Regions from separate parts of the Homo sapiens genome. Here region 1 is linked to region 2. The links are chromatin contacts, found by Hi-C or POLR2A ChIA-PET in ENCODE. All regions are on one chromosome and are shown on one strand. Each heading gives the region's core, a stretch centred on a gene start or an enhancer-like site at or near the end of the contact. The rest is flanking DNA. Distances are from core to core; before and after follow the strand shown.

Region 1 (6,477 bases), core at 243-2,742, 480 kb before region 2:
CTCTCTGCCTCAGGAAAAGGAGAAAAAAAGAAATAGTATAGTAAATATGGACAATTTTACTATATAATAATTTCTTTCTTATTAAACACCTAAAAATATTTTTATTATGTTAAAATGCTTTCTTTTTTTCTTTTGAGACAGAGTCTCTCTCTGTCCCCCAGGCTAGAATGCAGTGGCGTGATCTCAGCTCACTGCAACCTCTGCTTCCCAGGTTCAAGCGATTCTCCTGCCTCAGCCTCCCGAGTAGCTGAGATTACAGGCATGTGCCACCACACCCGGCTAATTTTTGTATTTCTAGTAGAGACAGGGTTTCACCATGTTGCCCAGGCTGGTCTCAAACTCCTGACCTCAAGTGATCTGCCAGCCTCGGCCTCTCCAAATGCTGAGATTACACGTGTGAGCCACCGTGCCTGGCCAAATGCTTTTTTGTTTTTAACTAAATAATGATAATTTATGACTAACAATTTTACTAAATAATAGTATAGTAAACATGGAGAAGGAGGAAAGAAGCCGTGGGGATACTTTGAAGCTACTTGTGTCTATTTGTAAAATAACCATTGCCTAAAACAGAACTCTGACTTAAATACTGATGGCAACTCAATAATCTGCCAACATCTGACAAGAAAAATGCAGAAAAAAGAAAGAAAGAGGGAAAGGGTAGTGAAAATAGTCAAGATAATAGAAACAAGAAAGCACTTCAAAGGTGCCTTAAGCAGCAGTGAGACCCCACTGCCCCTTCTGGGATATGTCATGAATGTACATAGAGAATTCCTACCGAGGAATAAGAAGTGAAATAATTGGGTTCAGAAATGAGGACTTCTTGAGGGAGCAGTGAGGTTGGCTGACTTTTTCTTTAGTTTCATCGTCTCATGAAATGCAAACTCACTGCAAGGAAGTACAATCTTATGTTGTTCATTAAATACCGACTTGGTAAATGAAAGGACAAAGCCTAAAGATGTGGCATCATTAATTTTTTTCACTCCCAACTGTTGGTTGAGTCATTTCCAAAGACAGACTGCAAACCCCTTGAGCTGTGGCTGGAAATGAGGAATGAAGATCAGCTTAGGTGCTGAGAATTTTTATCCATCAAGACCTGGGGTGCTGGACACAGGGTAGAACTTTTGAAGCATTCACTGAAAGCCAAACAGTAGTCAAGAAAAGTTAAGACATAAGAAGACCCCTGTCTTCTACGCAGGAATGGGGAGGTCCTCTCCCTGCAGCTCAGCTTCTGGGCCATCAAAACATGAAGAAACAAGATGGTTGGTGGTTTTGTGTTGTAAACATTCAGCTCCAACACACACCTCAGTTCGTTAAGCGGTGAGGCGGGGAGGATGATCCATTTTGACTCATGCTGCCGAGGTGGCGGAAATCCTCCTGAAGACAGCAGGAGGGATGCAGTGAGACCAAATTACCCACGCATCTGTGGAAATGGGTGGGGAGAGAAAGTGATTCATGTCAGGACTAAGATAGCCTGATTCGTGTCTTTATGAACTCCAAGTGGTCCAGAGTCCATTTTCCAAAGTCATCATGAAAGAGGAAGTTTATTTTAGTAAATAGAAAGTAAAACATGTTGGAGCTGCACACACAGATGAGACTCAGGTGAGGAAGGTGCTGGGACTCCATGCCCAGGAGAAGTGAGGGGGCTGCCAGCGCAGCCAGTGGGCTCGGTGCCCAGAGACCTACTTGATCACACACCTCAGAGGGCTCACTTGATCACACACCTCAGCGGGACTCATGTGCATAGCAAAAAGAGAAAGGGGGTGACAAAATTCGGGGGACTTTGGCCTTTGGCCTTTGTTACATTTCTTTTTTTTTTTTTAGACAGACTCTCACTCTGTTGCCCAAGGGAGTGCAGTAGCACAACCTCACCTCACTGCAACCTCCATCTCCCCAGTTCAAGCCTCAACCTCCCGAGTAGCTGGGACTACGGGCGCACACCACCATGCCCGGCTAATTTCTGGATTTTTAGTAGAGATGGGGTTTCGCCATGTTGGTCAGGCTGGCGTTGAACTCCTGATCTCAGGTGATTCGCCTGCCTCACCCTCCCAAAGTGCTGGGATTATAAGCATGAGGCACTGTGCCCAGCCCTTTGTTATATTTTTAAAAATTAATTCAATTACTGAGGTGTTTTTTTTCCCACATAAAAAAGGGCAAAAGTTATCCATTTTTCTGACTGCTTTACTCCTATTATATGGTTTCCAGATCTGAGATTGTAGGAGGTTTTATACAACCCCTCACAGATAAAAATTGATATGAGATCCATTTTGGTGTGGAGTGTCAATGCTGAAGCATCTAGCTTGGACTGGACCCATGGTGGGGAGGTTTGGGTGCCCCGAAGGCTGCCTGCCCTGGCTGTTTGCTGGAAAGTCTGTATGATCACCCACCTTCTCTTGAGCAATAGAGAGAACCTCCTAGTTCTCCACCCCCACCCCAAAACTGTCTCAGCAGCCTGGTCTCAGGAAAGCCCCAAGCCTGAGTTGTTGAACTTGCTCTCACAGTGTTCGATCGGTTTGAGGAAAATAACTGTCATGTCCTTAGCATTGCCTCTGCTGAAAACCCAAGGGGACTGTGACCATGTGGCAGTGATATAGAAAGAGCACTGCATGTAGAGTTAAAAGACCGAGGGTGTAGTCCCAGCTTTGCAGCTGATGCTTGATGTGTCCATGGGCAGGTCGCTTGTCCCCAGTCTCCTGCTTGTAAGATGAGGAAGTTGAGCAAAATCTCCAGGGTCCCTCCTCCCTATGAGATTCTTCGAGTCTATGAAGTCCAGACTCTCTGGTAATGTGCCAGGAAGAACTTAGAACCTTTCTTATGACAGGAGCCAGGGCTGCTCAGTCCCCTCCTTGGCCACATGTGTCCAGGTGACAGAGAACACCCATGAGTGTGACAACACAGGTTCTCAGGGAAGGAGGAATCTTCCGGCTTTCTCTCCTGCGTTTCCCAAATCCTCTCCCTTTTGAATAAACATGTTGAGATGGTGACCTAAAACCCCATGTCATGTAGTATTAGGTTATTGAAACCCCTCCTTGTGTCTCGCTCTCCATGTCAGAAGCATTGGATTGGAACTGACTTGAAGGAGACAGAGCAGTAACTCCCACGCCTTCCTCCAACAGAACTATTTTAAAACCTTTTGCAGAGAATCCACTCCATGGTTCAGACCTCTGTGAAAAAGTTCTCTACTTGTCCCTCATTTAATGTTTGCCAGCCCTCAATGTTGAGCTGGCCAGAGGATTAGGACACATTTTAAATATTATTTAATAATTGGATAATATATGTACCTGGTACAAAATTCAAAAGATACAAAAGAATATTCAAGGTAAAGCAAATCTCTCTCCCAGCCCATACTCCAGCCATCTCTTCCCTAGAGGCATCCACGTTCTGCAGGTTGTTATGTAGCTGTTCAAGATATTCCATGCATATGTAAGACTTTGTGTCTATATTCCTATTTTTTTCTTTTCACTAATGGCAGCACAGTACTCACGGCTACACACTTCCTTTTTTCTTTTAAAGCTGTATTTGAGAGCTCTTCCATTTTAGTACATGTAGATCTGCCTCATTCTCCTTTAATGTCTGGGTAGTATTCAATTATATAGACGATCATAATTTGTTTAACCCTTCTTCTGTTAATGGACCTTTAGATGTTTTCCAAAATGTTGTTAAACAAACGATGCTGCAATGAATATCCTTGTACACGCAACATTGTCTTACCATGTGCTACCTGACAGTGTGAGTTTTATTTTCCTGTGTAAATGTTTATCTTCTCAGTTAGTTTGTAACTGCTTACAGAACAGGCACAGACATTCAAAAACAAAACACAGTATTATGCACATAGTATGGCTTTCATAAAATATTGGGTGAATGAATTAAAGCTCCTCAATCATGCCAGTGGTATGGAGAAGCAAATGGTATTTCAAAGGTTAAATGAATTGCCTAAATCAGAGAACCAGACAATCAAAGGAAACACCAATAAAATAAAATAAAACTGATAAAAATAAAAGCAGATATTTAGAATATACTTCCCAAAAGTTGAATATTTTTCCGACATTTACATTCACACTTAGAAGAGATAACTCCATTGGCTAGCCCAGCAAGGAGAGTAAACAGTCCTCTGGAAAAATCGGTCACTTTGGGGGGCAGGCAGATGGCTCCAGCTATTGGAATGCCATTTATTAAGTGTTGACTTCAGTTCACAAAACAGTGGCCCAGTGACCTGGAAAAGTTAAGCATCACCAAGAGGGCCTCCACTGGTCGGGAGGGTGACAGTTCCTCCCATGAGGGGATCTAGTGCAGTTCAAAGGAAGATGAAAATGGAAAAGGAAGAGAAGAAGGGAAAAAAACACTCTGACCACACAACAGCTCTGGAATCAATCAGGAAAAAGGGAGAATGAGTAGATGACTTTAATTGTCCTGCATCAGCTGTCACCAATGATACAGGAAGAGAATGCCCTTTGTTAAAAAACAAGGAGGGTGTTGTTATCATGATGTTTAATGAACACTCATTATAACCTGGTACTACAAAATGTGTGGTCTGATTGGTTGATCTCAAAACAATTATGTCGACATCTCATAACTTAAAGATCATACAGCTTTGTAATTTCGCAACGCATTACTTCTTAAAAACAAGAATAGTTTTTTTCCCATATGCATACGTGTTCTATTAATCTTTATAACCTTTCCAAGATTTCTAAGACCCTTACTTAGAGTGACTCTAGGGTGACACCAGTGTATTCACAGGTGGTATATTTCCTTTGCCCTCAAGGGGAAGGGGAGGGGAAGAGCGTTGGATTGCTTGTTTTCTTTCTCTCTTTCTCTCTTTACTCTTTAGTGACCTGCAGGAGCAGACCCATTTAGTCTAGAGAGAATATCCCAGTTCACCCTTCTACCCACTCCTTAACCAGTAAAAGCCTTGTCATCAGGTTTATGGGCTGGAAAACAACAAGCCAACTCCACAGCAGCAGGGAATGGGAAGTGTGGATGCCACACGGCACTGAAATAAGAGAGTAATTTGAGGAGCATAATTATCCAAGGTGGCAGTTTGATGAGGGGATGGAGGTTGACACTCCTAAGCTTGAGTCAAGTGCCCTGGAATCTGAGTGGCTGTTGAAATGGTCCACATTTCAAGTTCCTGCCTCACGCCAAAGTGCTGGCAGTTCCCTCATAACAAGGCCCACCTGAGCACCTGCAGGCCTGACCCACAGGGCAGAGGGCCTCGTGCTGAGTCACTGAAACCTCCCAAAGTTCTGAGCCAAGAGCTACAAGGCAACACTCCCGTTTCCCTTCGCCACCACGACCAAAACACCATGCTGGGCAGAGGTTAGAAGAGAGAGCCACCACCAAATGTTTCAACAATATTTTTAATGTTCATACAGCTTTATTAAAATGAGCAATAAGCTTTACATTCCTTGGTTTGTAGAAATGGACTCAAGAGGTCATTTGGGTTAACTGCTACATTTAACAGATGTGGAAACACGCAGGGAGGTTACATGTCTTGCTAAAGTCACCCAGGCAGCCAAACCAGGATTAAACTCAGGTCTCTTGATCACCTGTCCCACCAGTATCCCCCAGAGTATCTTGCTTGTTCCATTTCATGACACTGATGCTCCCCTTACCCGCCTCCCCAGTATTGCTATGGTTCTGGGAATGCACTCTTTTGATATAAAATAATGGCTAGCCTGAAATGGTTTTGTGCATCCTCATGAGATGCTAGGATGGTTGAATGCAAAGCCTAAGACATCTCAGCAGAGAGTGTTTTATACAATGTTAAAAAAAAAAAAAACTTAGAGTTTTTTTGGTTTGTGATCTCATCCAGAAACTCATGTTTCTGAAGATGTACCTGAAAATGATACTGTAGTTCTATTGCAAGGAACAGACAATCTACTCCTAAACTCTCATTGATTGGTTGAATGATATTTTTTTGAGACAGAGTCATGCTCTGTTACCCAGGCTGGAGTGCAGTGGTGTGATCTCAGCTCATTGCAACCTCTGTCTCTGGGGTTCAGGTGATTCTCCTGCCTCCGTCTCTTGAGTAGCTGGGACTACGGGTGTGCACCACCATGCCCAGCTAATTTTTGTATTTTTAGTAGAGACGGGGTTTTGTCATGTTGGCCAGGCAGGTCTCGAACTCCTGACCTCAAGTGATCTGCCCACCTCAGCCTCCCAAAGTGTTGGGATTATAGGCGTGAGCCACTGTGCCCAGCCCTCACTGATTTATAATAACTCGTATTTTCATTGTGGGGCATAGTCATGTTCAACAATGATTTTTGTTGTTGAAACTCCGTTCTGGCAATGCTCTTGGGGGCTAGTACAAATATAATAAGTAGAATGTGAGTTTTCTATTAGATATCGGAACTCAAATATTGTCAGTATACACTGCTGTTACTTAAATAACCTTATTAAACCAAAGGTGAATATATGTGAAGGATCCCCAAACACTCATCAAATTAAATGCTACAAAATAAAGGCTGGGTATTAGTATTT
Region 2 (5,931 bases), core at 2,463-4,962:
GACCAGCCTAGCCAACATGGTGAAACTCTGCCTCTACTAAAAATACAAAAAATTAGCTGGGTGTAGTGGCACATACCTGTAGTCCCCGCTACTTGGGAGGCTGAGGCACGAGAATCACTTGAACCCGGGAGAAGGAGGTTGCAGTGAACCAAGATCGCACCACTGTACTCCAGCCTGGGCAACAGAGTGAGACTCTGTCTCAAAAAAAAAAAAAAAAATGTGGATTTGAGAAATGACAGCAAACCCAGAATTATTAATGGGAAAATAAAAATAGAAATGTAATATGATGTTGAGTTATATTTATGTAGAGCTTTAAAGTTTACAAAGTGTTTTTATCTTAACTCAGTCTATCCTCACAACATCTCTCTTGGAGGAAAACCTGTGTTTTATGTCTGAGGAAACTGATATTTGGGGAGGCTAAATCACTTGCCCCAGGCTATATGGCTGGTATCTTGTCGATGTCGAACTTGAACCTGCATCTTCTGATTCTTGGGCAATGATTGTTCTGTCCTTTAGAAAGGAAGATAGAACTTCTGCTTTGCTATTGGCTGTTTTCAGGGAAATCAGAAGATAAGAAAGAAAGACAATATTTCTAGCAGTTTGCTTTAAAGTGGTTGACAAAAATACATTGGTCCACACTACTCTAGTCACCTGCTTCTTTTGCATGAATTTTGGCCAGGTGAAGACTTAGCCTGAGAGGGAAGAAGGACCTGCTTTTAGACCTTCATCAGATGTCTTAAGTCACTTATAGGGAGTCATTCTGTTATTTCTTACCTCATGCTTTCTCTTTCTGTGGACATAAGTTTGTAGTGATATCTCATTCACAGAACATAGTAGTATACAGGAACAGAAAAGAAGGGAGGGATGGGCGGTGGATGGTAAGTGTGAGCAGGTGTTGGAGAGATGCTAAGCTCAGGCCACAGTTCAACTTCACAGGAAGTTGAAGAGCTACTTAGCCTTTCCTAAAACTCAAACTTTCTAAAACATTGACAATAAGGACAAGTAATTGATGGGTAGAAAATGGAGAAATGGTCATGGGAGGAAAGAGATAAAATAGGTTTAGAACATTTACTTATTTACTTGTCTCCAAAATTAACACTTCCACAAGCTTGATGAATGGGGACCTTGTGCATGGTTACATTTACCATCTTACAGCTTTCCTCTCGGTTAGTGAATTTAACAATATGAATGAAAATAGATGACACAATTTTGAAGTTGATAAAGGTTTTTTGTTTTGTTTTGTTTTGTTTTTTACTTAAGTCACCAAAGGATGGGTGGGCTCTAAATAGGAAATGGAAGAGGTAAAGAAGCAGGTCATATTGAAAACAAAAAATAATAAAAAATTTCCCCAGAGGAAATACCCCTTTCTAGAGCATACTAAACTCTTAGTTGCCATATGTTGCTTGAAAAAAAAAGTTATATACCACATTTTTTCATAATACAAACTATAGAAAATGAGGTTATAGGAAATCTTTTTAGCTGAAGGAGATCTTCAGAAAAGTGAGAAATCATCTGGGTGGAGGGGCTTTAGTTAGAGAAGTCTGAAAAACCCCAAATAAAAGGAATCAGCAGTTCCTAGAAGGAAACAGTTTGGTAGGAAAAAGGGATTATCCCAACTAAACGGCTAATGAAAACTGATAGCTTGAGTGGCTTCTGCTTGACAAGGAGATTGTCACTGTTGACAGGGTTGACTGGCAGGGTGGAAAAATGAGGGGGATAAAGCTTCACAGAAAGACTTCAGAGGAAACTTGACACCTTCAAAACCACAGGTGTGAGGGTAAGTGAAACCGTCAAGTAAAAGTTGGCGTTGTTTTTCAGGATCTGATGTTCTGCATACTTTAGGTTCAAAATTTAGGAGTTTAAGGGGAACACTGAGATAAGTTGGGACATGGGAGGTTAGGAATCGAGGAGTCAGAGGACTCTTTTCTGCCCGTGAAGGGACTCCGTAGACTCTTAAATGTATTCCACAGTACTTTCTAGAGCTCTAAGAAGACAGGCTAGCTTTTTTCTCTACCAGCCCAGCCTGTTTCAAATCACAGGCTTCAATAGGCTTTCTAACCTAGCTCTCAAAGGTGATTTATTGAGTGTCTGTTATGTCCAAGATGCTGAGCGTGGAGTGTGTGAATACATAAACATGTTTGAACACTTGTTCCTTGCCTTCAAGGGTTTCATCTCAATGAAAAAATGGGATAGAATGAATTCTGCCTCAAGATGAATTATTCTCAAATAGAACTAACAGTAAAAAGTAAAACACAAAAAACACAAATGCCAAGTAAATAGCATTAACATTAAATGCTATAAAAATTCAGAGATGGAGGTGACAGGAGTTGAAGAAGCCCTTTTTGGGAGAGGTGGAAGTTGAGTTACATCTTTAAGGCGGAATAGAATTCAGACAGCCTGGGTAAGGGTGGGGGGAGGAGGGAATGTGAAGAAATGGGGAAGAATGGTAGGACACTCCCAAAGGGGTAAAGAAACTACTGGAGTAAGGGGAACAGAGGATTACATTTAATAACTCTAAGATGCACCCCCTGGGAAAACAAACAGTGGAATTTGTAACAATTATTTTTGTTTGGCTCTTGAAGCTGAGCATTTATGTCTGTTGAGGATATAAAAAGTTCAGTGTTCTAAATGGGAAGAGAATGACCTGAAGTGAATGGCAGAATGGGCTCTGGGGACACTGGACCTAGGGCTGCACCCTGGCTCTGCCATTTGTGAGTGGTGTGATCTCCAATGAGTTCACGTTTTCATGCCTCAGGCTCCTAATTTTTAATTTGGGATAATATTAGTATCAATAGTATCTAATTCATAGGGAGCTGTGGGGATTAAGAGATAAAGTATTTATTATGCTTATAGTGTTGGGCACATAGAAGGAGCTCAATACATCTTTATTATTTTTATATTAATATAAAATAACAATAATAATGGTAATAAAATCTCAAAGCCAAGTAAGCATCATGAAATTTTTCACGTGCCCATGAGCACAGAGGAGATCTTCAGAACCTACTGTTTTCTGATCTCCAAGAAAGATGGAGAAAAGAAAATTATAGCATTTTTCTTTCATTTTTTCTTCCTTCCTCTTTTTTTTTCTAGAATAAAGAGATGAGGAAAATGCAAGACAGTCCATGTCGCTCTTGGCTGTTCTCTGCTACTCCCCCCAGGTTCAGGGGTCTGTGAGTGGTCGTGAGAACCCCACCCCCAGGCTTCTGCTTGGGTCCTTATCATAGTGGCCTCTCCTGCTACCCAGTGAGAGTTCACTGTTCTGGCAAGGGATATGGCTCCCGACTCAAGGAGAAAGGGAGCGCAATGCTTTCCTTCTCCATTATTCTATGGGCAGGTTTAATATCCAGTGCCTCCTATTTATAATTAACATGAAGTTGTTTATTTCTTGCTTCTCATTTTAGCAGGGTAAGCATGTAGAGGCAGGCCACTTTCTAGTAGATTGTGAGAAGATAGACCTCAGCATGAGCCTGACTGTGGGTCTGATGTGGAGAGAAGAGAGTCAAAAGGAAATATTCTGTGGCTTTCTATATGACTGAAATGCAGCAAGGCTATTGTTTGCTGTAGCAGCTGATTGAAAAAGAGTGACATTCTGTCCACTGAACGTTAATAGGCTCAAGTGGAAGTGTGGTGATCAAAGCTGAGTCATAACTTGAGAGGAAACCAGTCTTACCCATGTTTTTTGTTCTTTAGTGGAGACACCTAGTAAGCTCTTCGAAGACGGTGGCTTTCTACAAAAGGAGAGCTATAGTAACCGTTGGCCGCAGCAAGATGCTCTTCTCACTCTTGTGTTGGAACAAGAACCAGTTATGAGAAGCCTGGGTTTGACTTGCTTTTGGTGTGGTTAATGCTGGTGGGAAGGTTTCTTATAGGTCTTTTTATTTATTAATACATTTGGTCATAGATGGGCCTTCAGGATTTTCAATTGCTGTGACTATGTTGGTCTGGCTAGCTTTTTCCAGGCTAACAATGCAAACACCCCCAGCACCCCTGAGGGATAGTCTCACAAAGCCCCTGTCTGTCTGGCCTGTGGCTACATAAGCAATCTCTTGACAGTTCTTGGAACGTGAGACTTGGTGACGTGACCTAAGACTTCGATGTTTTTGTGATTTATCCAGGACACTTGACTAGGTAACAGGAATGCAGATGATCTCTGTCTCAGTGCTAGAACCTGCAGCTTTAGCCCAGGTTTATTCTTTGGGGTATGACTGCTAATCTGAAAATTTTGGGGAGAGTCCAGTGTCTGTGCAAGAGCAAATCTTCAATTTGGACTGATTCCACTATGAAGGAAATTGAGTTTTTATGGGAGCTAAAAATAAACGATCCTTAGCACTCCCTCCATCCTAAAATACATTAAATAGCCCTTACATTTTCAAGTTAGAACAAATCTGGCCTCATTGTTTCTGTCACTCTAACACTTGTTAATGTTATTTATGTAATTTTCAGATATTCTCAGATCAAAATTTTCCATGCCCAGTTATCTTTCTCATGCAAAGAAATTGTGATCAGTGTTCAGTTTCAATCAGTTTACTGAAGGAAGGGTCGTTTACAACACCTGTAGCCACTTTTCTCTTAGGGACTTAGTTAAAAAATCAGATGCAGGGTGTGAAATGAGACCTAAGTAATTCTTTCCAAGTTCCTTTGAGGAGCTCCCTGCTAGTACTCTCTCAGCCTAGAAATCAACACCTGCCTTTCACAAAGGAGCCTCCATCCAGTGTGGAATTCCAGCAAGTACACAGGTAGTTATTTCTAGGAATATTGCCCTTGCACATCTCTCCTCTTGCCAGGCACCAAACTAATTTCTCAAAGAGAAACAGTGGGAAACAATATGTTCTGTGCTGCCTTCACATACTACCATAAGAGGCAGTTAGTTACATAAGCCGGCTTCCAGAGATTTGCCAAGTGCTCTTTTTAAAAAAAGTGGCTGCTGATGGAACATTCTTTACATAAAACAGATACTTGTTTCAGCAACCAAAGTCCATGTCCACAGCAAAATCCAACTAGTGTTCTACTTTTCTATTTGTCTATAGAGTATAGATCTCTATACACTTCAGGAGAAAAACTTGTGTCAATAATGGATTGGGTTCGACAGTTTAAAAGAAAAAACAAATGGACATTTTTCATTACCTCAATTTCTCATTATCTACATCAACTCAGAACCGTCAAGAAGGCCCATAGTGAAGCCTAAAGGTTTTGAAAGGGGCTACTATGAGCATTATGGATTCTGTCCCATACTCAGGAAGCACCCCCCGACCAGGAATTTCTCAAGACCAAGGCGTGATGAGTGCAGTTTTACTACTGCCTCTGCTCATGAATAAGACCTCTGTGGTAAATCATTTCCCAGGTAGAATTTGCTCTTCCTCCTTAAGTAAGAGTAGTCTTTAAAAAAAAAAATCCTTTCTCAGAGTAGTAAACAACTCTCTGAAGTAGGCATCATCTAGATAACCTTTACAAAAGACATTCTCTGCTTGATTCCATATTGGTTCTGATGTAAAAGTGCATCAAAGTTAGAAAAATCTTGCTCAAGTTTCAACAGCAAATATTCTTAGCCAGAGGAGCTGACGTGGGGGTGAATGGAAAGGAAGTAGAAAGTCAAGTGCAAGATCAGTTACAAGAATACCACTTAGAATTTTTGGTTTTCCCTCATGCTTGGTGAATATATTTTTTACATGTCAGTGGGTTGGGCCCATCATTAAGCTATTGTCTCGCGGCATCAAGCCCATCCTCCTACACTCTGCTGTGTGATGCTGGACCTCTGCAATACACATTTATTTCTGTGTTGCTGATAATTCCCTGTTAGGCTCTGCCAACAGGGGATGCTAGAGAAAGACTGCAAGTCTGGGAAAGGAGAAAGTTTATTTTCCTCTCTGCTACCTCTGACTCCAGTTTTGCTTCCTATTTCTTTCAGTGTCACCCAGCAACACTTCTTCACCC

Evidence for each region. A loop is a pair of places that touch in the nucleus more often than their neighbours do. ChIA-PET counts read pairs that join two places held with the same protein, here RNA polymerase II (POLR2A). Pooled maps may share reads with other maps.
Region 1: a pooled map shows a loop between it and region 2 (4-fold over the local background). The contact joins two enhancer-like sites. A Hi-C loop is called at or near these places in 8 of 50 pooled maps. POLR2A ChIA-PET finds 5 or more read pairs at or near these places in 2 of 52 experiments (GM10248 and T-cell).

The regions. Positions count from the first base shown.
Region 1 is chr6:106,121,231-106,127,707 of GRCh38, reverse strand. No RefSeq gene overlaps it. Among named protein-coding and RNA genes, the nearest start is that of PRDM1, 38 kb to the right of the region's middle. Within about 2 kb of position 1,492, at least 3 of the 41 ENCODE cell types and tissues checked have a DNase peak (open chromatin) inside an H3K27ac peak, as active enhancers do.
Region 2 is chr6:105,644,277-105,650,207 of GRCh38, reverse strand. No RefSeq gene overlaps it. Among named protein-coding and RNA genes, the nearest start is that of LINC02836, 15 kb to the right of the region's middle. RefSeq lists an enhancer at 3,208-3,397. Within about 2 kb of position 3,712, at least 4 of the 41 ENCODE cell types and tissues checked have a DNase peak (open chromatin) inside an H3K27ac peak, as active enhancers do.